2 separate regions of the Homo sapiens genome follow, and region 2 is linked to region 1. Evidence: chromatin loops called from intact Hi-C (ENCODE). Cell type or tissue: dorsolateral prefrontal cortex. All regions are shown on one strand.

Region 1 (8,000 bases):
GACGGCCCTTGTCTGGAGAAGCAGTCTCCTGGGCTTAGCCTAATCTACCAGGGGGCTGGATCGGCAGGGGCTGGATGCAGAGCAGGGAAAATGGCTTTAAATGAAAGGCATTATCTTCCATTCTGCCTCCTAGAAAGGAGTCTTTGGTTGCCAAGCATTTGCATCTGAACTTGGCCCTCTCTCCTGCTCCAACTCCACATCTTTAATACCCTGTAGTTCCCTAAGTGGAAACCCCAGTTGAAACTCCGGGGGCAGCAGGGTTGCCCATGGGAAGTTGTAACAGATCCCCGACACCACTCTCATCAGGTGACAGAAGGACTTCAGGGAAACACAGGCTTATCCAGCTAGAAGGAAGCTTAGAGATCATGGAGGGTCGGGCTCCCTTATTTTACTGATAAAGGAGCCCTTCAGATTACCCTCAAGATTTCCATCAAGCAACCACAAGGTGATTTGAACCCCTCAGGATTTGAGTGGGCCTGAGGTTCAGTCCATGTCCTGTCCTCTTCATCCTGGCCACATTCATCCTCCTCCCTCCTCTCCCTCAGGTTTGCTTCTGCTGCCCTAAGGCACCTCTTCACCAAAGGTCTAAATTCAGCCCATTCATTAAGGGGGACACTGATAACCTGAGGAGGATGAGTCACAGCTCAGCTGTAGCCCCAAGCCAAATTGAACCAGGCCCCTGTCAAGGACCTGTGTTTCTCTAGGCTCTTAGACAGAGACAGTGGGGAAATGGTCATGAGGGGACTCCCATGTCTCTAGGCTGGATGGAATCTAGATTACTTCTTCCTCTAAATCGGTGTTTCCCTGCCTGATGTCTCTCCCAGGAAGATGCTGCATAAAGTGGACCACCCCATTCTCTGGGGCTGCTACTTCACAGCTTCCACCAGCTTCCCTGAAAATGAAAATCCTTCCAGAACAATGCAATCATGATAGTGATGCCACCTGCCAGACAGGCCAGGAAGGCATCAGCAAGCCTCTCATTTCCCCAAATTGCTGAGGCCTTGAACAGGCTGGCTCAGGCCACTTTGTTGCTTTTACTGACGTCCTTTTGGGATTGTATTATCTTAGCAACTGTACTCCTGAAAAGCTTCCTGGGAACTCAACAAGCAGGGCGAAGAATTTGGAAGGCTATGATTTGGAGTTGCTTGAAAGCAAGCAACCAAGGAATCTGGTGATCTATTGCAAGGGATGTTTATGAGACTAGAGTCTGGAATGAGGTGGGGAAGAGCAGCAGCTATAAAGTCCAACAAATCTCACTGTGCCAACCGTATCGGCTCTGATGATTATTGTTGTCATTTTAGGTGAGACTTGTGCCATACCAAATGATGATACCTTGGTTGGAAAAGCTGATGAGAAAGCCAGTGAACACCATTCCCCACAAGCAGGTATAGAAACAAAGCGTCCTGTCTTGAAATTCAGAAATTGAATACCTTCAAGTCATAATTGGCAGGCAAGTGACTTTCTTTTCTCTTCTTTTGGCAGAATCCATGATCACTTCCATTGGAAACCCAGTGCAAGTACTGAAAGTGACAGAGACATTTGGGACTTGGATAAGAGAGTCTGCTAACAAGAGTGATGACCGGATTTGGGTGACAGAGCATTTTTCAGGTACTTGCACTCGGCCTATGACCCATATCTGTGTGGTAACTGTATTTTTCATCTGTTGCCTACCTTTGGGCGTATTCCATTTGTGTGTGTCTGAAATCCCCGGTAGCTGGTGTAATAAATGTCTCTTTATTTTAGAAAGACCAATAAGTGGGCAGAAAACTTTCTTCCTTTGAACATGCTGGTGGCAAGCCTTGAAGTTCAGGTCACAGGGGCATGAGGAGGGTAACCCAGATATCGCCTGTTTTAGGACAAGTATCCAGAAGGAAACAAATAGCATTATGACTGCAGGCCTCATAAACCTCCAAACCATAATGGGAAAAAAATGTCAGAGATGAAATCCTTGTACACCATCCATCTTTCTCTAAGGTTGCCGCCCTCCCAGAAGAGTACTTTTGGCCATCTTTCCCAGCCACCTGTTGGACAGAGAGCCCAGGGAGAAGGTGAAGTTCCACCTTGCAGTCACACTCTATCTGAGCAGGTCCCTAGTTGTACTGTCCCAAAGAGATGTGGTCAGGAATTGCTAGTGGTAGTAACAGCGGCCTCATTAAAGGAGGGGTCTGGCCATAATCACTGGTTGGAGAAATAGCTGAGAAGAAATCAGTTCTTTATTTCATCAAGGCCAGTTATTCAATTGGGAACCTGGTAATAACTGCCCAGATTACCAGGATTCGGGGACTCAAAAAGAAAGTAATATTGTTCATTAGTAGTGGCTGCTGCACAGTGCAGGAAGAGGTGGGAGGAGGCAAGAGGTGATTGCCCAAGCGCCAAGTATCTGCTATTCCTGTTGAAGGCCTATGCCACTCTCATAGAGAGTTTGATAAACAGTATAGAGTGGGGTGGGAGAGGGTGATACATAGTTCTCCCAGGAGCAGCCAGGCCAGTTCAATGCCTACCACATTTGAAAGACATTTCAGAAATCCATATGGAGAATTGGACTTTGAGCTTGGGAGTCTTAGACTCTTCACACTGGACAAGGGACCTTAGGGAACATTTCACTCTCAACTTCCCGCCTTTGAAATTCCTCCCAAGGACTCCCTCCCAAGCTGTGATTGCTGGAGGTAGGTAACAGCCTCTCCCTGGCTTCCCTCCTACAGGCATCATGGTTAAGGAATTCAAGGATCAGCCCTCACTTCTGAATGGCAGTTACACGTTCATCCACCTTCCATACTATTTCCATGGCTGTGGGCACGTTGTTTACAACAACTCTCTCTACTACCACAAAGGGGGTTCTAATACCCTAGTGAGGTAAGTCGCACCACAGCACCTTCTCACGCCTCTCAGGCAGCACCTGTGCTGTGGTGCTTTTGTGAGCAATTAGGGGTAGGGACTGTGTTTTCATCATCTTTGTGTCCCTAGGGCTGACACACTGAGGTCAATCAGGGTTTGTCGACTGAATGAATCACAGGATATGTTAGTGAGCCCCATGGCCCAGCCCCTGCCTGGGGTCTGCATTTGTTGCTGGTCTGGACAGCCCGAGGAAGGTCAGAGCCAGGGAGAAGTAGACCTGGAGTGGTGACGGCCGCAGCTTCCCCATCCTCTGAGAGAGAAGCAGCCCGAACTCATAGCTCCCCCTGGTGGAACGTGCTGCTGCTCCCTGATAAAGTTTTGTTTTGGAAAACTTTGGGTGTGGGGAATTTCGTGTCACAGCTGAGATCATTGAAGACTGGGGAATGAACCCCTAGTCAAGCGTCTCTGCCTTCAGATCCGTCTGTCATCCTGATGGAGTCCTCCCAGGCCGCCCTCTGCTCTCCCATAGGGAAGGGAGGAGGGTCACCTGGGTAGACACTGCCCAAGGCAGCCGCTGAGCCTTCCCCACAAGAATTGCTGAAGTTCTGTCTTTAGGGTTCAAGAAGAGGAAATCAAGCTCTGGCCTTTGGAGGCAGAAGCAGGTCATCTTGGGCAAATCAAGAGAGCAATGAACCGAAAGCCAGGACACCTGGTTTCTGGCTCCAACTCTTGTGCCTCCTCTATGGCCTTGGACAAGAGACAGCACTTCCTGTGTCTCCCTGTCCTCAACTAAAAACAAAAAGATGGACTACAGCCTCTGAGTCCTTCTAGCTCTTCCACTATCTGAAACAGTAAACCCAGTATTATGAATGCCACAGTCCTACTCATTCAAAACAAGAGACAGTGACTTTGAGGGAGGACTGGGTCCCTTCCCTCTCCCTCATCCTTCTCCTACCCTTAGTGAGGTCCAGCTTTAACAACCTTTGGCATTTGAATGCTCAGGTTAGAATGGGGCGAGTTTCCTAGTGTAATATGCGATATGATCAGACACATCGGACACTGGCGTCAGCCGCGGCAGGAAGCATCCCCTCCTTTGCCTCTCACTCCCATCTACATGACACCCCCATCATCATCTCTACACCTCCCTGGCCACCCCATTTGGGCAGTCTTGTGCTAGTAGAAAAAGACAACTGACCTACCACCTGCTCAGTAGTCCCCCTCTCAAGACACACTCTTTCCTCCGATGCTTCTCACTGAATCTTGTGGTTCCCTGCTGCCATGTTATATAGGGCTATTGCCACACGGAGGTGGCGTGGGGGGCAGTTCTGCGGTGGATAACCCCCATAGTGAGAACTGGCCTCTTCAAGGAGGTGTATCTTCTAAGGAAGCTAAGTTTGGATGCAGTGGTTAGGAGGCTGTACTGCTCTATGCCGCGCCACGGACTGGGACCTGACGGAGAAGCAGAGCTGAATTCGACCCTGTAATTGCTGGGAGAGATGGGTCTCACCAAGGAATGCAGCTGTGAGGTGCCAGGACTAGACGGGGCCAAATGGCAGCAGTAAACCCCAGGTATTCAGAGGAAGGAGAACTCCTGTGTACTGAGATGTGCAGGGACCTTCCCAAGCCTCACTATTCTCTAGTTTCTTCACGGTTTCTTGATAGACTTCAAGTCTGTTATGCTCAAATGCATATCCACAGATGCACACAGTTCATGTTTCTTCTGCTGCTCAGTGGCACCCTCTGGTGTTTTCTTTTAGCCTAATGTTCCTGAATTTTCATTCCTGGAGTTACGTACCTTTTGAATTATAATTCACTTTTACAATACAGCCTAGAGTTGGAATCTGTCAAATCATACAGCCTCCAGGAGCTAAGGGGCATGAGATTCCATGCCATAGTTTAATGTATCCAGCCACTTACTTCACAAGAAAATGGTTTTCACAGTCATGACTTTGCAACAGCCCTTCTCACCTGCTGACTTTCTTCTTAACTTAGCAGGCTGTGAAACTCTTTTTTTAAAATTTCAGCAGGGAGTAAAGGAATAACCCCCACACTTAGAGTTAGAAACCCTAAGTTCAACCTCTGGCTCTGCCTCTTACTTGTCTTCATGGGCCAGTTGCTTCTCATTTTTTGCTTATAAAATGAAAAGATTGGACTAGATCCTCTTTTACAGCCCCCTTGCAGCTCTAAGAATCTTTGAGGGGGCATTTCAGGAGGTCAACAAACATCTGGGCATTAGTGAAGTGGGGGTCACATGGCTAGTAAGTGGTCACTCAGATGCAAATTCATTCTGACTTTGGTGATTATTCTGACACCACACCACTGTCTCCCTGTTGCCTCTGCTAGCACAGCCAGTCATTGTCTCTTACAGCCTCACTGCTCACAGCATTGCCCAAGGACCAGCAGAGCAGGCATTACCTGGGAGCTTGTAAGGAATGCAAAATCCCAGCCCTCACCCCAGACCCACTAACTCAGTTTAATAGAGGAGCCTAATAAACCACCTGTCCACAGAAACGGTGATTCATGTCTACTTTTCTTTGTTTGCATATTTCAGATTTGAATTTGGCCAGGAAACATCCCAAACTCTGAAGCTTGAAAATGCCTTGTATTTTGATCGAAAATACCTTTTTGCAAATTCCAAAACTTACTTCAATCTAGCTGTAGATGAAAAGGGCCTTTGGATTATCTATGCGTCAAGTGTGGACGGCTCGAGCATTCTTGTAGCACAACTGGATGAGAGGACATTCTCAGTGGTGCAACACGTCAATACCACGTACCCTAAATCCAAGGCTGGCAACGCCTTCATTGCCCGAGGAATCCTCTATGTCACAGACACCAAAGATATGAGGGTCACATTTGCCTTTGATTTGTTAGGAGGGAAACAGATCAATGCAAACTTTGATTTAAGAACTTCCCAGTCTGTTCTTGCCATGTTAGCATACAACATGAGAGATCAGCATTTATATTCATGGGAAGATGGCCATTTAATGCTTTATCCTGTGCAGTTTTTGTCAACTACCTTAAATCAGTGATGTGCTGCATTCGGCTCCCTTCAGCAAATTTCAGGGGTTTTCTGGGACCAGTTCTCCCCCAACAGGAAACTTGTTTTTTTAACGTCAGCCAGATATTTAGAAAATAACCTCAAAAGTGTTTATATGGTCAGTGAGCCCCGCTTAGTGAAATAGCAACAGATTGGAAGTTGAAATGGCTGAGATTTGGTGATCTCCCCACAGCTGGCTCTGCAAGTTACCTCTTTCTCCTTGGGCCTTAGTTTCCCCATTGGTAATCTGAATTGGCTAAGATGATTGGGGAGATTTTCTGTACCTGTAGGTAATTTGGTGATTCTTGGTGGCTGCTCTTCTCACAACTTTTATGTATCTGCTTCTGTCGTTTAGCTTTTTTAGCCACATGCTGACCAAATTTACCTTTGAGTTGATAAGTCCAGTGGCTTGAGTAGTGAATCCCTCAGTGCTGACTTATATCTTGTTCTTTGAAAAAATGCATTGACTCTTTAAGACATCTAAAGTATCACATTATCCATAATTTATTGCTTTTCTTTGCATCTGCACCTGCCACCACAGAATAACCATTACCCTCAGCTGCTGATTGGGCAGCTCTGAGATTAGCAAAAGCCAGGGACAGCTACATGTTCAGGTTTTTTTTTTTTTTTTTTTTTCAATAAGCTATTTTTTTTCTTTTCTTATTTTAAATAGAGAGAGAGTCTTGCTATGTTTCCCAGGCTGGTCTTGAACTCCTGGGGCTCAAGTGATCCTCCTGCCTTGGCCTCCCAAAATGCTGGATTACAGGCATGTGTGCCTGGCCCAGGTTTCTTAATAAAACAGAATCATGATCTTCCAGGTTCCCCCCAGTTTCTGATCATGTTGATTTGTAGCTGTGGATCATGAACACTGAATCCTCAGATCACTCTGACTTCTTATGCTTCTCCTGTGGATCCACTATCAAAGTACTAAATGCTGTGTAAGTAGACGTTAATCTGGCTGGAACCATGGGAAGCACTTTGCAGTGTTCAGAAGAGAGGCTCCATTTGTGGCTATTATGTAGAACTGGGCCAGAGCCAGTCCATTGCCTGTTTTTTTAAATAAGGTTTTACTGAGCACAGCCACACTCATTTGTTTATGCAGTACGGCCTGACATTGCTTTTGCTCTGCAACAGCAGAGTCGAGTCATTGCAACAAAGAGCATATGGCCCCACAGTGCCTAAAATATTGACCAGCTACCCCTTTATGGAAAAAGATTGCTGACTCCTGATAAAGAATATAAAGTGAGCCTGATTCTTGAAAAAATCAGAACCAGAGCCTGTTTTGTTTTGTTCTAAACTAAGAAGCCGCATAGGATGTGACTTGCGTTTTGAGTAGAGGGGAAGGCTGATAACGGCGTAAGATGAAGTGGCCCTCCACAAAGGCTGGTTAGGGGACAGTTCTTTCTCTAACATAGTTTTAAAGGATGTGATCTGGTCCCCTTGGATGCCAGGAGAGAATCCAGTTGAACTTGCTCCTAAATGCTCTTAAATATGCATATTTTCTGCCAACTCACTTCTTTAAACATCTTTCAGCCCAGCGCTGCGGCCCCGGGAAGGGCCACTGCGAATAGAGAGGAAGCTGGAAAAGTTCCTGGGGCTCTGCAGCCAGGAAGGGGAACCAGGGCAAATCTTATGTAAAGATTTTTCAGCAACTTGTCCCAATTTGTGTGTATTCTGAAACTTTCTCTTTGGGACCAAATTCATTCTCAATGGCCCTGAGTTCAATATATTATTAACAGCAGTATTTTAAAACTTAGGGTTGAACTGGGCATGGTGGCACATAACTGCAATCCCAGCTACTTTGGAGGCAGGGATGGGAGGATCACTTGAGGCCAGGATCTCAGGACCAGCCTAGAGAGATCCCATCTCTAAAAAATAAAATATAAGAAAATAAAACTTAGGGGATATACAGATTTAAATATTCAAATCTCCCTGCTCCCCTGAAAGTCCCCAGGCAGCTGTCAATGACTTGTTTGTTGTGTTCTCAATATGATGGCTATTTGAAACTTCACCTACTTTTCATTAGATTGGTTGTACCATGTCACCTTAGCTTTTAAAAATACTCTTTTCAGATTCACGTTCTCTAACAAAGAGTCTCATGTTCAAGATCAATATGTCTAATAAGTGC
Region 2 (8,000 bases), 270 kb before region 1:
TAATATCCTAAGCAATACTCTCCAATCCTGGGATGCAGCAGAATAACCCCAGGGAGCTTTAATAAGATCGAGATTTCCTGGCTCCACTCCAGACTGCTTGCAGCAGAATTTTCTAGGGTGGATCTTAGAATCTGTACTTGTAAACAGCTCCCCAGAAACCATTTTACACGGAAAATATAGAGGCTATAAAATGCAGGCATACAAGAAAATATAAACATTTTACAATTTAAATTTTACTGCAAGCACAGTCATTACACAAATGACAGTTGGCGGAAACAGTTGTAACACATATGGCAGGTGGTGGGTGTGTTAGTTAGATTGGCTCTGTTGTACATATAAACCCATTACACCCTATGGTTTAGCACAATAGAATTGAATTTCTCACTCATATCAAGTCCATGATGGGTGATCCTGTTTGGCAGGCAGCCCTCCTCCAGGCAGAGATTCAGGAACCTGGGCTCTTTCTATTGTGTGCACCGCCATCTTTAATATGTGGCTTCCAAGATCCTTGTGGAAGGGAAATTAGTAGGTAGGCTCACAAGTGGGTAGTTTTGTGGGCCAGGCCTGGAAGGGTAATACTCCACTTCCACCCATGCTTCACTGACTAGAACTGAGACTATGGATATGCACAAGCGCAAGAGAGGCTGGGACATGTGGTCTGGCTGCTCCTATGAGGACAAAGAAACAGTTTAGGTCAACCACTAGCCAGTCTCTACCCCTCAAAAGTTAACATCTTACAAACTGATAAGAAAAAGGCAAAAAAATTCAATTGAAAATGGGCAAAGGATAAGGGCAGGCCTCTCAACAGAAGCACAAATTCAAATGACGAATGAACATTAAAAGATGCTCAAGTTCATTGGTAGGGAAATGCAAGAAAAGTAACAATGGGCTATCAATTTCCACCTGTCAGGTTGACAGAAGTTAAAGGATGATAACACCTACTACTGGTGGGAGGCAGGAGAGAGTTTACTTATGCACTATTGGTAGAAATGGAGATTGCTACCACATTGTGGAAAGCCATCTGGCATTAGCAATTGAAATTAAAAATGCATGTTCTTTCAACCTGGCAATTCCATTCCAGGGAATCTCTCTGATGGAATAAAAGCAGTATGTATGGATAAATAGGTCCTCAGATAGTTATTGCAACATTATGCATAGTGACAAAAATAGAACCTAAAGTTCCCTTCAAAAGGGGAATAATGTAGTGAATTGTAATTATCACCATTATGGAATATTTTAGTTTTTAAAAAGGTGACTAAGAAGTATTCCCATGAGATATTATTAAATGAGGAAATCAGGAGCCAGAGAAATGTATATTATTCCTTTTTTGAAAATGATACATCAAGGGGTAATCTCTATTGTCTTTTTAAACTTTTGTCATCATCATCTTCATCATCATCATTCGTCTATATCTGTCTATATATCTATGTATGTTGATAAGCGTAGAGAAGGTTGTTAACACTGGTGACCTGGACCAAGTTGTGTGGATGAAAGGAAACAGAGGAGGAACAAGACAGTAACCAAGGTCGCCTTCCCACCAATACTGTTTTTAAAGAGGTAGCAATGAAAAAAACAGCTTGTGTGATAAGACATCATAAAAGCTATATATATATATATATATATATATACATATATATATATGTATATATATATATATATATACATATATATATATACCCATGTGACCTTGGACCCGTTACTTCACCTGGCTGGGCCTGTTGCAAGGAAGGGAGATGATTCCTGTGGATTATATATATATATATATAAAATACATACATATATAAATATATATTATATATGAATATATAAAATATATATTCATAATGAAATGCATGGATTTAGGTCATCAATGTATCAATAATGGTAATCTCAGGGTAGGATTTCAGGTGATTTTTTTCTTCCTTTTCTCTTTATATATTGTTTAAAATTTTAGAATAAATATAAACAGATGGAAAAACAGTGAGTTTTTCATGATATAAAAAAAATTAAAAGCTTCCTGAATGATTCTGATAGCAACCAGGCTTCATCACTGGGGTTTGACTTAGGAAGTTCAAAAAATGGAATTTCAAGCATTGGATAGCAGAGTGGTAGAAAACCATTTCTGAGTGAGGGTTCTTGCTGGGAGCCCAGAAGCCACTCTTCATGAATCACTTCCTGCAGGGGACTGGGAAACGTGAGGAATGATTCCTAAGAGGTATCAGTTAGTTTGGGCTTCAGGTGCCAACTCTTAGCATCTGAAAGTTCTAGGTTGGGGATGGCATCTGGTGGAGAAGTTGGTGGGAGGAAAGCAGTGATGCTTGAGGGGTGGGGCAGGAGTTGAATCTGGGCTCTGCCACTCACTACCCATGTGACCTTGGACCCGTTACTTCACCTGCCTGGGCCTGTTGCAAGGAAGGGAGATGATGCCTGTGGATGCTAGGGGTGGCCCGGTCAGCTTTGTGTGTTTATCAGCTTGTTGGAAATATCAGGGTCATAGTCCTGGTGAAAGCCGTTGCTCAGCTCAGTGGGCAATTGGAGGAGCAAGAAGCATCATCAAGGTGAGAAGTGGGGGCTGTCTCTTGAGGAGAGGGGCTGGGGCAAGCCTGGGCTTGAGAGGCCCTAGTCTCCCATCTCTCTTGACCTCTAGACCCAGCTTCTTGTCCTTTTCCTCCCCCATGCTTTTGGTAAATTCTTGTGAGTTGGCATTAGGTGAGTGTTATCAACTGAATGTTTATGTCTTCCTCAAATTCATATATTGAAGCCCTGGGTCACAGTGTAGTTGCATTTGGAGATGGAGTCTCTGAGGAGGTAATTAATGTTAAATGAGGTCATAAGGGTTGGACCCTGATCCAATAGGATTACTGTCCTTGTAAGAAGAGACAACAGAGAGCTCTCTCTCTCTGTGTGCACACACCAAGGAAAGGCCATGTGAAGATGTAGTGAGAAGGAAGCCCTCTGTAAACCAGGAAGAGAGCCCTCACCAGAAACTAAGCCCTGTTGGACCTTGATCTGGGACTTTCCAGCCTCCAGAACTGTGAGAAGTAAATTTCTGTTGTTTAAGCCATGCCATTTTTTTATGGCAGCCTGAGCAGACTAATACAGTGACGCGTTCATTGTAAATAGTAAAATTCCTTTATTTCATTGACTACCAACAATCTGCTGCTCAAGACAGGCATAGAACCCATGACCCTCAAAATGCTCTGCGTCCAGCAGGGAGACAGATGAGTAAACAGAAATGAATGCTCTGCCGGACAGAGGAAGTACAGGATGGTCCCGGAGAAAAGAGAATGGGTTAGACACCCAGTGCATGTGACTCAAGATTTGCTAACTAGGGCTCCTAAGTATGTTTTCTTTGGCCCCAACAGTGTTTAAATAATTGGGAAACAGAACATAAAAATCTAGGTTTCTATTTTTGCTTGAAAAATCAGTTTCTGGTTGCACTGGGCCTGCATTGCCACATGGAAGCCACTGGATGGCGCAAAGGAGCAGCTGCCACCTTCAGAGACACTGTGAGCTCTCAGTTCAGCAGTGTTCCCACTGCTCCCTAATGTTTCCTTGCTCAGCCTGATGCCCTCACTTATGCCACCTGCCATTTGAGATTCCTGATGTAAACTGTTGCTTTTTTTTTAAGAGCTCGCATATGTGCCCAATTAATTGTAGATTTCCTTCTCTATGTTAGTCAGTGAACCAGGTTAACTCAAAGTACGTCCAAAGCTATGATGCCGACACTATGAAGGTCATTTGGCACCATGTTGTACCAGAGACTCTGGAAATTTCAGAGCTGGGAGGGACTTTGGGAATCACACAGTCTAAGCATCTCATTTCCCAATGTGGAAACAGAAACCCAGAGAGGTGAATTCCCCCGCCCCAGGCCACACATCTGGATAGTGGGTAGCAGAGCCAGGAGAAGAACTCTAGTTCTCTGAACCTTGTCTGCTGCTTTCTGCTCTGAAAAATTGCTTTTTTCCTCCTATTATCTTTGTAGAAAAAGAAAAGTAGCAGTTTGCCACGTAGATTTGGGAAAATGTTGTCATGTGATATTTAATCCATGTTCAGGCACTTTTCTTCACACTGTCAGAGGAATTATCAAAAGAAAATTATTGGAAAGTATTAGTCGTGTATTATGGTTTCCAAGCTCGCAAGCACAGATGTCCACTGGCAAAATTGAAATGAAATTGGAATAAATTAAAACCCATTTTGTTTTCCAGCCCCTGGTAATAAAAAATTCTTGCTGCAGATGAGTGATCGAGCCCAGTCTCCTCCCCCTTATTATTAAACAAAAGCAGAACACAATAAAAATAGAAATGAATGCAGAAATCTGCTCCGGTTTCCTCTTTTGTGTACCAATGTTTTTGTTGGTCAAATCACATTATGAAGCGTCCATTACAATGGCTTATCTTTAGAGGCCCCAAAGTAACTAGTGAGGATGTGAAAGATGGTCTGTTGTAAAGCAGGATTATGATAGCCCCATCTCTTTGGGTCGCTTCATCCCCAAATTTGTGGTGGGAAGATTAATTAAGCATGAAATCCACTAAGGAATCAACAAGATGAGAAGCTGTGTCATGTGGTGGGTAAAACTATGGGTTTGACGCCAGACTTTCTGGGTTCAAATCCCAGCTCTGTTATTGGCTGGAAGTCTGACTTTGGGCAAGGTACTTAACTTGTTGGTTCCTCATTGGTGAGGTAAAGATGATGATCCTGGTCCTTGCCTTCCAGAGTATTTTGAGGACTCAGAACACCAAGTCCCAGTGTCTGGCTTCATAACTGTTATCTGGACCTTTGTGGCAAGTGACAAAAACTCTCCCTTTGACCAGACTTTAGTGAGGCTCCTATGAGCCTCTTCTCAACTGGGCCTTGACCTTGGACTTCTTTGTCTGTGTCTGTCCTTGCCCAGTCAAGTTTTAGTAAGAATCCTGCCAAGTCAGTTTAGGGAGAATCCCCCATGCTTGATATCTGATCACATTAGTTTGTGTTTAGCAAGAATCCTGTTAAGTTGATTTCACAAGAATCTCCTATCCTTGATGTCTTCTCTTAGCAACTTTCCATATCCACTAACCCTCTCACTCTGTTCTTGGCTGACAATCCCACTTGTCCTTGAATTTGAAGTTGAACCTGATCTCTCACACCTATTGCAATACTCCATTGCAATAGTCCTGAATAAAGTCTTCCTTATTGTTTTAGCAAGTGTTAGAATATGATTTTCTTTAACACAGAGAAGAGGGTCTTGTTGAGACTGAGGACCCAGGTGAGTTTGGGGGAGTTACTGAGGACCTGGTGGGAATTTTGTTTTTAGTATGATGAGAGTGAGCAGAAAACAGGTGTGAGCAATTGGGGCTGACTGCTGGCTGTCCCTCACAGGATATCTGCAACCTGATTGGGGTCACTGTGGGCCCAGAGTCTCACCCCATTTTCACACATTCAGAGGTTTGATTCATCAGAGTACTCAGGAGTCAAGGAGGTGTTAGAGTGCAGTGTATGAATCTCACAAAAATCCCTGTTTCACATACACTTGAATTCTGAGTATTCTTCTTAGTAGCTATGGGAGCTTGGCCAGTTCATTTAATTTCTAACTCTCAATTTTTCTATCTCTAAATTAGAAATAACAAAATCTTCCTTTCAGGCGTTCTGATGATTTACCACAACATGGGTTGAAAGCCTCAAATAGCTAAGCAGCTAATAAATAGTCATTATTCATTGGGCTCTGGATAACCTCATCTAATCATTAAACTCACAAGCTAAACTATGATGTGAATTAGTTAATTCACAGGAAGTGAAACACTGTCCAGGTACCAGAGACCTTGTGACTGCATTCCACCCAGGCTTTTGCTTTTCTCATCACATATCTTGGGATGCTGGATCACCAATCCAAGGCTGCACACTGAGCTGGGAGCACATGCAGCAAGGTGACCACAGTGTGGGCATCTTGCCCACACCCCACGCTCACTGTACATGCCTGAGGGCTGCCTACTGCAAATACCTGCGACTCTGCCCTGGAGCTTCTTTCTGGCCATGGGAACACCCTCTGCCCACACAAGGAACAATCTGGAAGCACCTTAGAGTTATTGCCCTTAGAGGCGGCCCCCAGCCAACTAACCAATTAACCCCCTAGGTTAGCATAACTCTGAGCTTCAGTTGTCCACTGTAACTTGCTTGATAACAAGCCCCTTATTGACTTCTTTCCCCTCCCTGTCCCTTTCTCCTCCCTATTTCCCCATGCCCCTATCTATGTTGTCTGAGGTCATCTCCCAAATAAAGTACTTGCACTTGAATCCTTGCCTCAAGGACTGCTTCAGTCTAACACAAAGGGTGATGATCCTATAGGTGTTCCAAGTCGTGGTGCAACGTCTGCGGTGGGCCTACACTTCCTTTGGTATGACATCATACCAGCTTCATGTAAGAGGGTAATGACGGTCTCCTTGAAGGAGACTCAGCAGATATCCATGTGCTGTCTCCAAGGCATGGGCTGTGCAGCCGTCAACGATGTGTTCCATCTTCTACCTGCTGCGTCAAGCTTGCCTGTCAGCACTTTCTCCCATTGTCCTGAGGTTCTGAGGTTCTCTTTCAAGGGGTTAATGGCTCTTGCATTAATGAGCACAGATTTCCTGAACTTGGAAGGGGCTAAGCTGGGGGATTTGGGACCTGAGGGTGTTTGAGTCAAGGAAAAGTTACTGAGGACTTTACTTGACTGGACACGCAAGGGAATCTTTGAGAATTGTGTTGAGGTAAGAAATCCAGCATGAGAGTGGAAAGGTGATCTTTGCTTCCTAAAAAGAGTGTTGAGCTGTGGAGAGCTGAGGCAAGAAAGGGAATTTATTTTGTTGAACCCAGGCAGTGTTCGGGTCTCCACCTTCACTTGCATTTAATTTTCACACAGAGCCTGTGGGCAGGCGTTAGTTCCCAATTTCACGAATGAAGGACTGGAGTCAGATGGTTAAATGACTGTCCATGGCCAACTGGCTCGTCTGTGCTGAAGCTGGGGTTGGGGCCTGGAGCCTGTTCCCTTCCCCTCTGAACTCCTGGATTCAAATGATCCTCCTGCCTCGGCCTCCCAAAGTGCTGGGATTACTGTCAGGAGCCCCTGTGCCCAGCCTGAGTGACCTCTCCTGCTTGTATTCTGTGATGTCTTGGGGCTTGCTCTCAGCTGGCTGCCAGCCAACTTACCCAGGCGGCGGGGCTGCATGTCAGCTTGGTGTGGTCAGAAGGGCAGCCTGGCTGCAGAGCTTAGGAGGTCAGCCTTACTCTCATCTGTGCAGGCCCCCTTCTCAGAGGTCAGAACACAGGTGCACTGAGGCTTAGAGGAGTAGGGGCTCAGGTGGAGAACCATGAAAGGGTGCTGCATGGGGTCGGTAGCCCGAGTGCCATCAGACGTTGAAGCTGCTTTAGGGAAGCCTGGGGCTCACCCAGCAGGCCCTCCAGAGGCTAGAAGTCCCTCCTGCTTATCCCAACCAGGCCACCTGGACTTGCCTGTACCCTCTTCTCACACTGTCCCTATAGCCATTCCTCTAAGGACCAGCCTTCTTCATTCTCCCACAGGACCCACATCTCCTGCTCACTTTGCCCATTTATGAAAATGAAAGTACAGTGTCACCTGAGAGTGACACGTGAGCCCTCTCCAGGTTTCAGCACAGCCCTAGGACCAGGGGGCTCTGTCACATGCCAATAACATGAGTGTGTGGGTAATAGTGTCTTTGCCTGTTGTTGCCAAATGCATATTCCTTCATACCCACATATCTGCTTTGATGAGGTCTCCAAAAATGTTTGCATCCTATATTTTAGGATGCAGGGAACCTGTGTGTGGGGGCAGTGTTGGGGGAAGGCCACTCCTTGGTTTTCCCTGTGGAGCTATAAGATGTGAGCCCCTCTAGACTCCAGGATTGGCCATAGCCCAGGCTCTAATTTCAAGAAGATACTGGGCTTCAGACCCATCTGTAGGATAGCCCCAGTGGATACCCCTGAAAACATGTTCCTTAACACCTTAAAGCTTATTTCTCTTAGCTTTGAATCCTTATGATCCCTCTTCG

Evidence for each region. A loop is a pair of places that touch in the nucleus more often than their neighbours do. Peaks named below come from ENCODE experiments on the same cell type or tissue, not always from the same donor. Only the 100,000 strongest peaks of a DNase experiment are listed, where the experiment ranks them.
Region 2: a loop joins it to region 1, with 3 times the contacts of the local background. A loop is called at or near these places in 2 of 110 quality-filtered maps.

What each region holds. Positions count from the first base shown.
Region 1 is chr15:51,398,891-51,406,890 of GRCh38, forward strand. It overlaps GLDN (gliomedin), which reads left to right. Exons shown (of 10, transcript NM_181789.4): 7 at 1,302-1,385; 8 at 1,483-1,608; 9 at 2,703-2,853; 10 at 5,387-8,000. The coding sequence ends at 5,864. Among named protein-coding and RNA genes, the nearest start is that of GLDN, 61 kb to the left of the region's middle. In dorsolateral prefrontal cortex, CTCF peaks have their summits at 3,188 (motif pointing left), 4,576 (motif pointing left) and 4,778; a DNase peak (open chromatin) is centred at 3,141; H3K27ac peaks cover 1,433 bases.
Region 2 is chr15:51,129,630-51,137,629 of GRCh38, forward strand. The region is part of intron 1 of MIR4713HG (MIR4713 host gene); the gene reads left to right. Among named protein-coding and RNA genes, the nearest start is that of TNFAIP8L3, 39 kb to the left of the region's middle. In dorsolateral prefrontal cortex, CTCF peaks have their summits at 3,430 (motif pointing right) and 3,636; DNase peaks (open chromatin) are centred at 403 and 3,462; H3K27ac peaks cover 1,367 bases.